Regions from separate parts of the Homo sapiens genome. Here region 2 is linked to region 1. Evidence: read pairs that join two places in POLR2A ChIA-PET (ENCODE). Cell type or tissue: OCI-LY7. All regions are shown on one strand. Links, peaks and the distances in the headings refer to the core of each region. The heading gives the core; the rest is flanking DNA.

Region 1 (5,373 bases), core at 306-5,305:
AACACTTCCCACTGTTGCACATATTAAACTGTATTGTGTTTATTTTACATTTGTATCCCTTTCTAAATGTATAATGTCCTTGAAGACAGAAACTCTCTCTTTAATATCTTTATATCTCTGTAAGGAGGCACAGTGCCTACATGGTGGAGATTCAGTAAATGTTTAACTGAATTGAAGCTAGTCATACAAGGTCCTACCACAGATCTGTTCTGTCACAAAGTGTACTTTACCAGAACCTCATTGTGGAATCTTCACAGCACAAATATGTATTCCTTGTTCTTTTGAGAAGGTAGTGTTCTCTTCATGGAGACATACATGGAAAGAACAAAGATGGTCTTGTGGGCTAGGCAGTGGGACTTGGAAAAATTATATTAACTCAAATGAGAGAAAGCTAAGGGTATGTAAATAAAGACTAACCAGGCCGGGCGTGGTGGCTCACGCCTGTAATCCCAGCACTTTGGGAGGCTGAGGCAGGCAGATCACCAGGTCAGGCGTTCGAGACCAGCCTGGCCAACATGGTGAAACCCCAACTCTACTAAAAATACAAAAATTAGCTGGGTGTGGTGGCACGTGCCTGTAATCCCAGCTACTTGGGAGGCTGAGGCAGGAAAATCGCTTGAACCAGGGAGTTGGAGGTTGCAGTGAGCCAAGATCGCGCCACTGTACTCCAGCCTGGCGACAAAGCAAGACTCCGTCTCAAAAAAAAAAAAAAAAAAATTTAGCCTTACAGGTTCACTGTAAGGCTAAATTAAATAATTACATCATGAAAGCTGTCAAGCCAGGCGTGGTGGCTCATACCAATAGTCCCAGCACTTTGGAAGACTGAGATAGGCAGATCCCTTGAGCCCAGAAATTAGAGACCAGCTGGGCAGCATGGTGAAACCGTCTCTATGAAAAATAAAAAATTAGGCAGGTGTAGTGGTGTGTGCCTGTAGTCCCAGCTACTTGGGAGGCTGAAGTAGGTGGATATTTTGAGCCTGGGAGGTTGCAGCTACAGTGAGCCGAGATCACACCACTGCACTCTAGCCTGGGTTACAGATTGATACCCTTTCTCAAAAAAACAAAAAAATTGTGAGATCCTGAAAAATATTTTTATTTCTTCCAAGGCTCAGATCATGTTTTTTTCCTTCCATTAGGTGCTGCAGAGCTTCAAGATAATGGATTACAGCCTCTTGATGTCAATCCATAATATAGATCATGCACAACGAGAGCCCTTAAGCAGTGAAACACAGTACTCAGTTGATACTCGAAGACCGGCCCCCCAAAAGGCTCTGTATTCCACAGCCATGGAATCCATCCAGGGAGAGGCTCGACGGGGTGGTACCATGGAGACTGATGACCAGTAAGTGGGCTCAGGGCCACTAGGGGGGAGAACATAGGCCCACAGCACTTTTCTTTTCTTTTTTTTTTTTTTTTTTTTTTAGTTTCACTCTTGTTGCCCAGGCTGATGTGCTGATGTGCAATGGCACGATCTCAGCCTACTACTACCTCCACCTCCTGGGTTCAAGCGATTCTCCTGCTTCAGCCTCCTGAGTAGCTGTGACTACAGGCACCTGCCACCACACCCAGCTAATTTTTTGTATTTTTAGTAGAGAAGGGGTTTCATCATGTTGGGCAAACTAGTCTACGAACTCCTGACCTCAGGTGATCCACCCGCCTTGGCCTCCCGTAGTGCAGGGATTACAGGCGTGAGCCACCGTGCCCGGCCACAGCACTTTTTCTTTAGGAAGGGACCCAGCTTCTGGAAAGGAGTAGCCTTGACTCAGCAGTTGGATCAGTAACATTATTGTTGACAGAAGTATAGAATGAGCTTGAACGAGCTTTCTTAATACAAAATGAAAAGAAGATTAATTTCGGGTTTATAGTATATGTGGGAAGGAGAGCTGTTCAAGAGTTAAAGACTTAAAAAATTATAGTCTTAAATGCATGTCTGCAAATTATATTAGAACTTTATTAGGGCTGGGCACAGTGGCTCATGCCAGTAATCCCAACACTTTGGAAGGCTGAGGCAGGCGGATCACTTGAGTCCAGGAGTTTGAGATCAGCCTGAGCATCATGATGAGACCTCATCACTACAAAAACTCAAAAATTACCTGAGTGTGATGGTGAGCACCTGTGGTCCCAGCTACTCAGGAGGCTGATGAGGCAGAATTGCTTGAGCCCAGGAGGTCAAGGCTGCAGTGAGCCACTGTACATGCCACTGCACTCCAGCTTGGGCAAAAAGAATGGGACCCTGTGTCAAAAAAAAAAAAATTGTTATAGACTTCTTTGTGGAAGGCATCCTTCTTCATCATGCCTAGTAAGTGTAATTACTGAAGTGTCACAAATATCTTAGATTGTTTCATTTTTTTAAGGTATCCTGTAATATGACTCTCAAGAAGAGTGTCTTAGTGGGCATAAATTAAGATAGCAAAAGTACTGAAGAAGTTGAGTTAATTAGGAGAGCATTCCCAAAATTGCTGAGTAGTGGCAATTTTAGATTCTCTTTGGTGGAATCAGAGTGGAAGAGGTAGGCAAGAAGATTTGGAGAAAACTAGATTATAATACATACTGTAGAGAGTTCCTGGGGTTAGAGGAAGGATCTCATTTTCTCCTGTTTTTTTAATGTATTTTTTTCTCTTTTTGTTTTCTTGATCACTTATTATCTGACCTTCTGGTTTATGGAGGATGAGGCAGTTATGTGTAGGTTTCACTTCCCCATCCTGATCTGACTAAACTAGCCAACAGATTTTCTCACCCTTTCCTTTTTGCCTTTTCCAGTATGGGTGGCATCCCTGCCCGGAATAGTAAAGGGGAAAGGCTTCTGCTTTATATTGGCATCATTGACATTCTACAGTCTTACAGGTGAGGAGCATATGGATCCCAAATTAAGAGAGGGTGGATACAGATAACCAGTCACGTTTCTCTTTTAGATAGGTTTGTTACCAAGTTCTTCCGGAAGCAAGAACAGTGAGTTGCAGTCTGGCTACTTACTTCATTAGTTTTCAGATGGTTTATTTCCTTGATTTTGCCTCTTTCCCCGGCCTTTATAACCCTTCCTCCCCCATCTCCCCAGACATAATGTATACCTTCTGTGGAAAGCTGAGTCAGTCCTTGGAAGCACCAGGGTAGAATATGCCATCTGTCTGGCTCTTTGCAAAAACCTATGAGATGAGTCATGTTCCACATGGGGATACAACTGGAAACGTTACCCTTTTCCAAGGAGGAAAAACAGGAGGGTCACTGTGTTCTGTAAAATGTATTAGACTGTGGAACTAAGAGGCAATGGAGTGATCATCAGGGAGGAGCTGGAATTGTTAGACCCCAGTTTTGTTCCTGTAAGGTTTTAAATACTAATGAGGACTGGACGGTACTTGATTTGTTGGTTCAGTATTATCATCCAGTTTTAACTACCCTTTCCAGTCTTGCCCATCTGTTCCTTCAGCTCTCCTTTTATAATAAATATTCATGTTCCTGATTTGTCAGGGACATAAATTGCCCTTTTCCCATGGGGGGAATAATTGACTTACCTAGAAACAACATTGGTCTCTGTGATGAACCAGCACTGCCATGCCTGTTCTTGGGAAAACCAGTGTACCAGTAGATGTGCTTTCTCAGCTTCTGTCTTTTCAAGATTTTCTATTACCCCTTTAACCCCCTAAAATATAAAGTTATTAAGGTCATTTATTTAAAAATGACGTGAGTAGGTGATGTACATTTTTCTTGCAGGTTTGTTAAGAAGTTGGAGCACTCTTGGAAAGCCCTGGTACATGACGGAGTAAGTAGTAATACTAGAGGCTCTCTTACCGTACACTTCTGCCTCCATCACTTCTGATTGGCCTCAGTTTCTTGCAATTTTTTCTTTTTTCTTTTTTCTTTTTTTTTTTTTTGAGACAGGGTCTCACTCTGTCACCCAGGCTGGAGTGCAGTGGCGTGATCTCGGCTCGCTGCAACCTCCGTCTCGCAGTTTCAAGTGATTCTCCTGCCTCAGCTTCCCGAGTAGGTGGGACCACAGGCGCGTGCCACCACGCCCAGCTAATTTTTGTATTTTTAGTAGAGATGGGTTTCACCATGTTGGCCAGGCTGGTCTCAAACTCCTGACCTCAAAGTGATCCGCCTACCTTGGCCTCCCAAAGTGCTGAGTTGAGATGGAGTCTCGCTCTGTCACTCAGGCTGGAGTACAGTGGCACAATCTCAGCTCACTTCAACCTCCATCTCCCAGGTTCAAGCAATTCTCATGCCTCAGCCTCCCATGTAGCTGGGATTACAGGTGCCCACCACCATGCATGGCTAAGTTTTGTATTTTTAGTAGAGATGAGGTTTTGCCATGTTGAACAGGCTGGTGTCGAACTCCTGACCTCAGGTGATCCGCCCACCTCAGCTTCCCAAAATGCTAGGATTACAGGTGTGAGCCACTACGTCTGGCCCCTTCCGTTTATTTCATCTGTAGGTTTTACCCTTCTGCTAGGGGCTCAGTCTGGGGGAAGATGGCCCTTGGACTAGAGTTCCTCTTGCCGGGCCTCCTAACTCTATAGCATTTCTTCTGCTCTGCAGGACACTGTCTCAGTGCATCGCCCAGGCTTCTACGCTGAACGGTTCCAGCGCTTCATGTGCAACACAGTATTTAAGAAGATTCCCTGTAAGTGGTTTCTACCAATTGACTGCCTACTCCTGCCCAGTGGCTCCCTTACCCCAAGAGAACAGAGGGCAGGACACCTCTGGTAGGGAGCTGCCAATGCCAGAGGCCTCTCCTTCCACCTACATCCCATGAGAGCCATTTCTTGTCCTTTGTGTTAGTCTGTCATAGTCATTTCCAAGTTGCTGTTTCCCCCTTGGCTCTTCCTGCATATGTCAATGAGGTGAGGACCATTTCTGGGGAATTGGGATTTGCAAAAAAATAAATAAATAAATAATGTGTAGTTGTGGATGTAGGATCCATGCCACAGAGATAGGCAGAGCCTATGTACAGAGATACGCAGTGAGGTTAATGGTGTTCTGTTTTGTCTTCTAGACTATCTCAGGTGGTTACAGAAGCATTTACTGATTTCTGCTTAGCACATGTTTTTAGTCTCTTTTCTCAACTTTCTTGTTTAGGAAGTGCCAATATTTTTTTGCAAATCTTCCATGCTGCTGCCATAGCAAATTCTAGCTTCTCTTTCCCTTCTTCTCATATTAGGCATCATTATTCCCATAGCGAGGGAGAGGGGACCTAGGCATGCCAGTCTTAAGGGATATGGAAAAACCAGGCTGGGTGCAGTATCTCACACCTATAATCCCAGCACTTTGGGAGACCAAGGCAGGAGGATCGGTTAAGCCCGATAGTTTGGAACCAGCCTGGGCAACATCATGAGACCTTGTCTCTACAACAAATTTTAAAAAGATAAAAAAATCTTT
Region 2 (5,373 bases), core at 243-5,242, 84 kb after region 1:
CAGAACTGGGGAAATTTCATCAGATCAACCTGGCTCCAGAATCTGACTATAGCTAACAAAGGACTCAGACTCAGAGGCCTCTTCACAAAAATGCTAATAGAGTGAGTCTAAGACACACTCAAGAGCATGAGCAAGAGGAAAGATTTTGTAGAGTTGGAATACAGGTAATTTCAAAATATTAGTGACATCACCTTCAACCCCGGTGACCCTGGATGCATATACTTTGGGTAGGTGGAATAAGGAGGCCTAGAGATTCTTTAGTCCCTCTGGGAGGCTGTTTTCCACCACCACCCTTCCAGTGTCTGTTCTTGTACGTCTGAAATGTTAAGGTTACTTTTTTTTTCTTTTTGAGACGGAGTCTCGCTCTGTCGCCCAGGCTGGAGTGCAGTGGTGCAATCTTGGCTCACTGCAAGCTCCGCTTCCCGGGTTCATGCCATTCTCCTGCCTCAGGCTCACAAGTAGTTGGGACTACAGATGCCCGCCACCACGCCCGGCTAATTTTTTGTATTTTTAGTAGAGGCAGGGTTTCACCATGTTAGCCAGGATGGTCTCGATTTCCTGACCTCGTGATCTGCCCACCTCGGCCTCCCAAAGTGCTGGGATTACAGGTGTGAGCTGCCGCGCCCGGCCCCAGGTTACTTTTAACTGCCCAATATCATATAGTCCAGCTCCCTGCCTCCCAGCAGTCACCACTAAAGTTTTGCAGAAAGACGGATGGGGAACTCTTCTGTTCTCAGAGATCACCAAAAAAGGCTATTTCTGTTTCTTTCTGCCAACTCTGCCAAGCAAGTTCATTCCTGAATTTAATATCCCTGATGCAGATTGAGCTTGGTATTGGTAAGAAGGTGGCAACTCTTTCACTATGCTCTCTCCCAAAATTAGGTAGTGCCCTCTGAGCAGTAGAACCAGCATGGCTGCCTATGTGGATCTGTCCCTACTCGCAACTGTGAGTTGCACAGGAATAATAAGAAGGAAGCTTTAATCATTCCCTGCCACACCTTCGTAGGGCACTCTCATCAGAGGGTCACCGATTCAACGGGGACCACTACCTTTTAGGTCTGCTTAGAAACTCATGTGATAGCCTCAATCATCTTAAACAATCAACTTCTTTTTCTCAGTCTCTATGTTTGGTACATCCTTTCCTCTCCCTCTAGTCCACAGACTTTTAAGTCACTGAAAGCTCCTAGAAGTACACTTTTCAAAACTTTCAAGGGAAATACAGTTCAGACATTCTCCCACATAATAGTGTCTCAGACCTCACTAGAAAATTTAGCAGATGCCTGCCCCAATTAACTACGATTGGGATTATTACTGGCACCAGGAAGGCAAATAAGGATACTATCACCTCTTTTATCTCACAGACAAAAGAAAAACTCCCAGGGCTCAGCTAAGAATCACATCACAGTATTCAGAGGATTTTGCTACTGAACAGACTCTCCCTCCCGGCAGCTTTTACTCCTCAGGGAGCTAGACAGTGTTGAGAGGTGCAGGAAAAAACAGACTCCTCTCCTATATAAGCAGCTCTACCACTAGAAACCACCAAACTGGAGCTGGGTCTCTTCCCTGGCCTCTCAGGAACCCAGGCACTGCCTGCATCTGAAGCAAGTCATATGGAGAAGAAGGTGTTGTAGGGAATAGGGTTAAATTGCTTTAGCTATTTATTATTACTATTATTTTTATTTTATTTATTTTTTTGAGACAGAGTCTTGCTCTGTTGCCCTGGCTGGAGTGGAGTGCAGTGGCGCAATGTTGGCTCACCGCAACCTCCGCCTCCCAGGTTCAAGCGATTCTCCTGCCTCAGCCTCCCAAGTAGCTGGGATTACAGACACCCGCCACCATGCCCAGCTTGCTTCATTTAGTTTTGAATGCCAAGAAAATATGCCTTTGTGGGCAGGGCATGGTGGCTCACGCCTGTAATCCCAGCACTTTGGGAGGCTGAGGAGGGCAGATCACGAGGTCAGGAGATGGAGACCATCCTGGCTAACACAGTGAAACCCCGTCTCTACTAAAAATACAAAAAATTAGCCGGGCATGGTGGTGGGCACCTGTAGTCCCAGCCACTTGGGAGGCTGAGGCAGGAGAATAGCATGAACCCAGGAGGCGGAGCTTGCAGTGAGCCGAGATCACACCACTGCACTCCAGCCTGGGCGACAGAGTGAGACTCTGTCTTAAAAAAAAAAAAAAAAAAAAGCCTTTGAGGGTAACTGTTCTAAAGAAAATGAAAGGACTGGAAAGCAAAAGAAAAGGTGAAGGAAAAAGTCCTGTATTCAACAGCCTTCCCCTTCTAAGTCAGAGGAATAAGAAAAAAGTGACGGAAGACAATCTAAATTTTTAATATTAAATGACTCCTATGGCCTTCAAGGGGGTTCAGACAACTGAGGCTCTACACTTCACACTGGGAACCTAAATTCTCCTTCCAGTCAGACTGGAAGGGAAATGGAAGAGGCCTCCCCTGTTCCACAGCCTAACAGCTGGCCCCTAGGAAAAGTTGACAACTGACTGAGTTCCACAGCTCCCAACTGGGCAAAGTAGGGAATTCTGGTCTGAGTGACAAGGAATTGTTACAGGTCACACAGAGCAGCAGCTGGAGAAGACACAGAAGATATACACATATGTTCTGTGTGACTGAGCAGTTAAAATACATGTCTGCAGAGGACTCTCTGGGGAGGAGATGCTATCGCTTAACCTAGCTCCCCATTTCTTATCACCTCAAAAGATTCCAGGCAAACAACTTTCTACTGGCCTCCATTAAAGGACTTATTGGATCAGTCTCTGCTAGGACAGAATGGTAAAGAGCCCCAAATCAATCCCCTCACCCAGTTAATCACCATTCTCTTTTTCAAAATTTTTTCCATGGACTAGATAAATATGGATTGGTTTGCACCAATTCTGATATTTTTATGTTCTTATATTTTCATAGAATGGCTTTAAGAGATCATCTGATCTAGTGCCCTGCTTCCAAGCAGGCAGGCTGGCTCAATTTTCCTCCTTTTAAAGGATCCTTTATTTCCCCACCCCTTGCCTTTTTATTTTTTTCCTTTTTCTTTCTTAAGAGACAGGCTCTTACTCTGTTGCCCAGGTTGGAGTGCAGTGGTGGAATCATGGCTCACTATACGATTTCTGGTTGGGGATGCTTCCAAGGAGGAAAGCTTCTTCCTGGCCTCAAGCTACCCTCCCGCCTAGGCCTCCCAAAGTGCTGAGATTACAAAGCATGAGCCACCACAACTAGTCTCCTCTATCCTTTTTTTATACATCTCACAGTCCTTTGAGATGGATCCACAAGAGATGGAAAAACGGGTAAGGAAACCAATATCTGACGTTCATTCTACAAGGTGAATTAAGAGAGACTGTCAAAAGTTAATGGAAAAGAAAGAAAGGTTCAAATATATTAAATATTATTTAAAGTTATACAGGTGTCCAGTAGAAGAAATAAAAATGACATAATTATATAAATGAGAGGTATATCCTCTAAAGCTAAATCCTTGTTTGTAACAATAAGTAAAGAAATAGAGGAACAAATGGCCAGGTGCAGTGGCTCATGCCTGTAATCCCAGCACTCTGGGAGGCTGAGGCGGGTGGATCACCTGAGGTCAGCACTTTGTGACCAGCCTGGCCAACATGGTGAAACCCCGTCTCTACTAAAAAATATAAAAAACTAGCCAGGCATGGTGGCGGGTGCCTGTAATCTCAGCTACTCGGGAGGCTGAGGCAGAACAATCGCTTAAACCTGGGAGGCGCAGGTTGCCGTGAGCTGAGATCGCTGTAATCCCAGCACTCTGGGAGGCCGGGGTGGGTGGATCACCTGAGGTCAGGAGTTCGTGACCAGCCTGGCCAACATGGTGAAACCCCATCTCTACCAAAAAATACAAAAACTTAGCCAGGCGTGGTGGCGGGCACCTGTAATCCCAGCTACTCGGGAGGCTGAGGCAGGAGAACTGCTTGAACCCTGAGGCAGAGGTTGCAGTGAGCCGAGATCGTGCCACTGCACTCTAGCCTGGGCGACAGAACGAGACTCCATCTCAAACAAACAAACAAAAACAACAACAAAAACAAACAAAAAAACAAAGAAATAGAGGAACAAGCATTTTATCTAAAGCTATGGTGATAACCTTCAGAACACTGAGATAATTAAGGAGGTTAACTCTGCGAGAACAGGAGTAGGGATGAACGGAAACAGGACTGCTGTTTTTCTTCATAAACTCTTTGAGTACCATTGGATTTGTTACCAAATGCATGCATTCCTTCAAAAAAAAATTTTTTTTTTTTTGAGATGGAGTCTCGCTCTGTTACCCAGGCTGGAGTGCAGTGGCGCCATCTCAGCTCACTGCAACTTCTGCCTCTCAGGTTCAAGTGATTCTCTGCCTCAGCCTCCCGAGTAGCTGGAATTACAGGCACACGCCACCACACCTGGCTAATTTTTGTATTTTTAGTAGAGATGGGGTTTCACCATGTTGTCTCGAACATGCCAGGCTGGTTTCCAACTCTTGACCTCAAGTGATCCGCCCACCTCAGCCTCCCGAAGTGCTGGGATTACGGGCATGAGCCACGGTGCCCAGCCCAAAAATAATTTTTAAAGAGAGGTTGCTCCTCAAAAGAGACTCCATATCATCTTTGACTGCCTGTTCTGCTGTTGAGGAGTTCCTCCTCATGTCTTAATGTCTAACTCAAACCTTTCTTTAAGGATGTCTCAACTCATCTCTCCCCTTTGACCTCAATGGTAAAGGTAGAGATTGAGTACTCCTTTTTCCTTATAGAAACTCAGGGCCAGGCAGTCAAGCCAGCTCCAGCCCTACCAGGATCCAGGTAACTGCTGACACAAGGGCCCAGAGAGTGTGGGCATTAGGGGAGAGGGCATTCTCAAGCTACTAGCACGAGGGTAGGGAGGGCAGTGGTCTCATGGTAGTTAAGTCAATATTGATTCAGGCTGAGAACTCTGTGCAGAGCCATGGAGCTGGTATAAGCAGATTCCAGCCAGACAGCCCAAGCCAGCTATGGGAGCCGCTACTGAAACAGATGGCAAAGAAAGCAGCCTGTGCACTCACCTCTCTCTGAATTGTTCCTCCCTACTGCGAGTCCCAAATACACTTGGACTGGGTCCCCTCTTGTCCCATGCCAATTATTGAAGGGTTCCTCCCAAACCTCTTCCCCAAATCAAGGAATCTCAATTTGCTGCTTTGGATGGTGTTCAGCATTCTCATGGAGCGTGGACTCAACTCTAAGAAGAAAGCAGGGAAATGAGAGGAAATATGATTTCTGGTTGGGGATGCTTCCAAGGAGGAAAGCTGCTTTTTTTTTTTTTTTTTTCCTGAGACAGAGTTTCACTCAGTCACCCAGGCTGGAGTGCAGTGGCGTGATCTCGGCTCACTGCAACCT

The links. Peaks named below come from ENCODE experiments on the same cell type or tissue, not always from the same donor. Only the 100,000 strongest peaks of a DNase experiment are listed, where the experiment ranks them.
Region 2: POLR2A ChIA-PET joins it to region 1 with 6 read pairs; 6 of 35 experiments call an interaction of 5 or more read pairs at or near these places.

What each region holds. Positions count from the first base shown.
Region 1 is chr1:151,235,422-151,240,794 of GRCh38, forward strand. It overlaps PIP5K1A (phosphatidylinositol-4-phosphate 5-kinase type 1 alpha), which reads left to right. Exons shown (of 16, transcript NM_001135638.2): 9 at 1,137-1,342; 10 at 2,761-2,844; 11 at 3,709-3,757; 12 at 4,534-4,618. Among named protein-coding and RNA genes, the nearest start is that of PSMD4, 17 kb to the right of the region's middle. In OCI-LY7, for the core only: no CTCF peak of the experiment used is centred there; a DNase peak (open chromatin) is centred at 2,690; H3K27ac peaks cover 1,214 bases.
Region 2 is chr1:151,319,703-151,325,075 of GRCh38, forward strand. All of the region lies in intron 1 of PI4KB (phosphatidylinositol 4-kinase beta), which reads right to left. Among named protein-coding and RNA genes, the nearest start is that of PI4KB, 5.0 kb to the right of the region's middle. In OCI-LY7, for the core only: no CTCF peak of the experiment used is centred there; no DNase peak of the experiment used is centred there.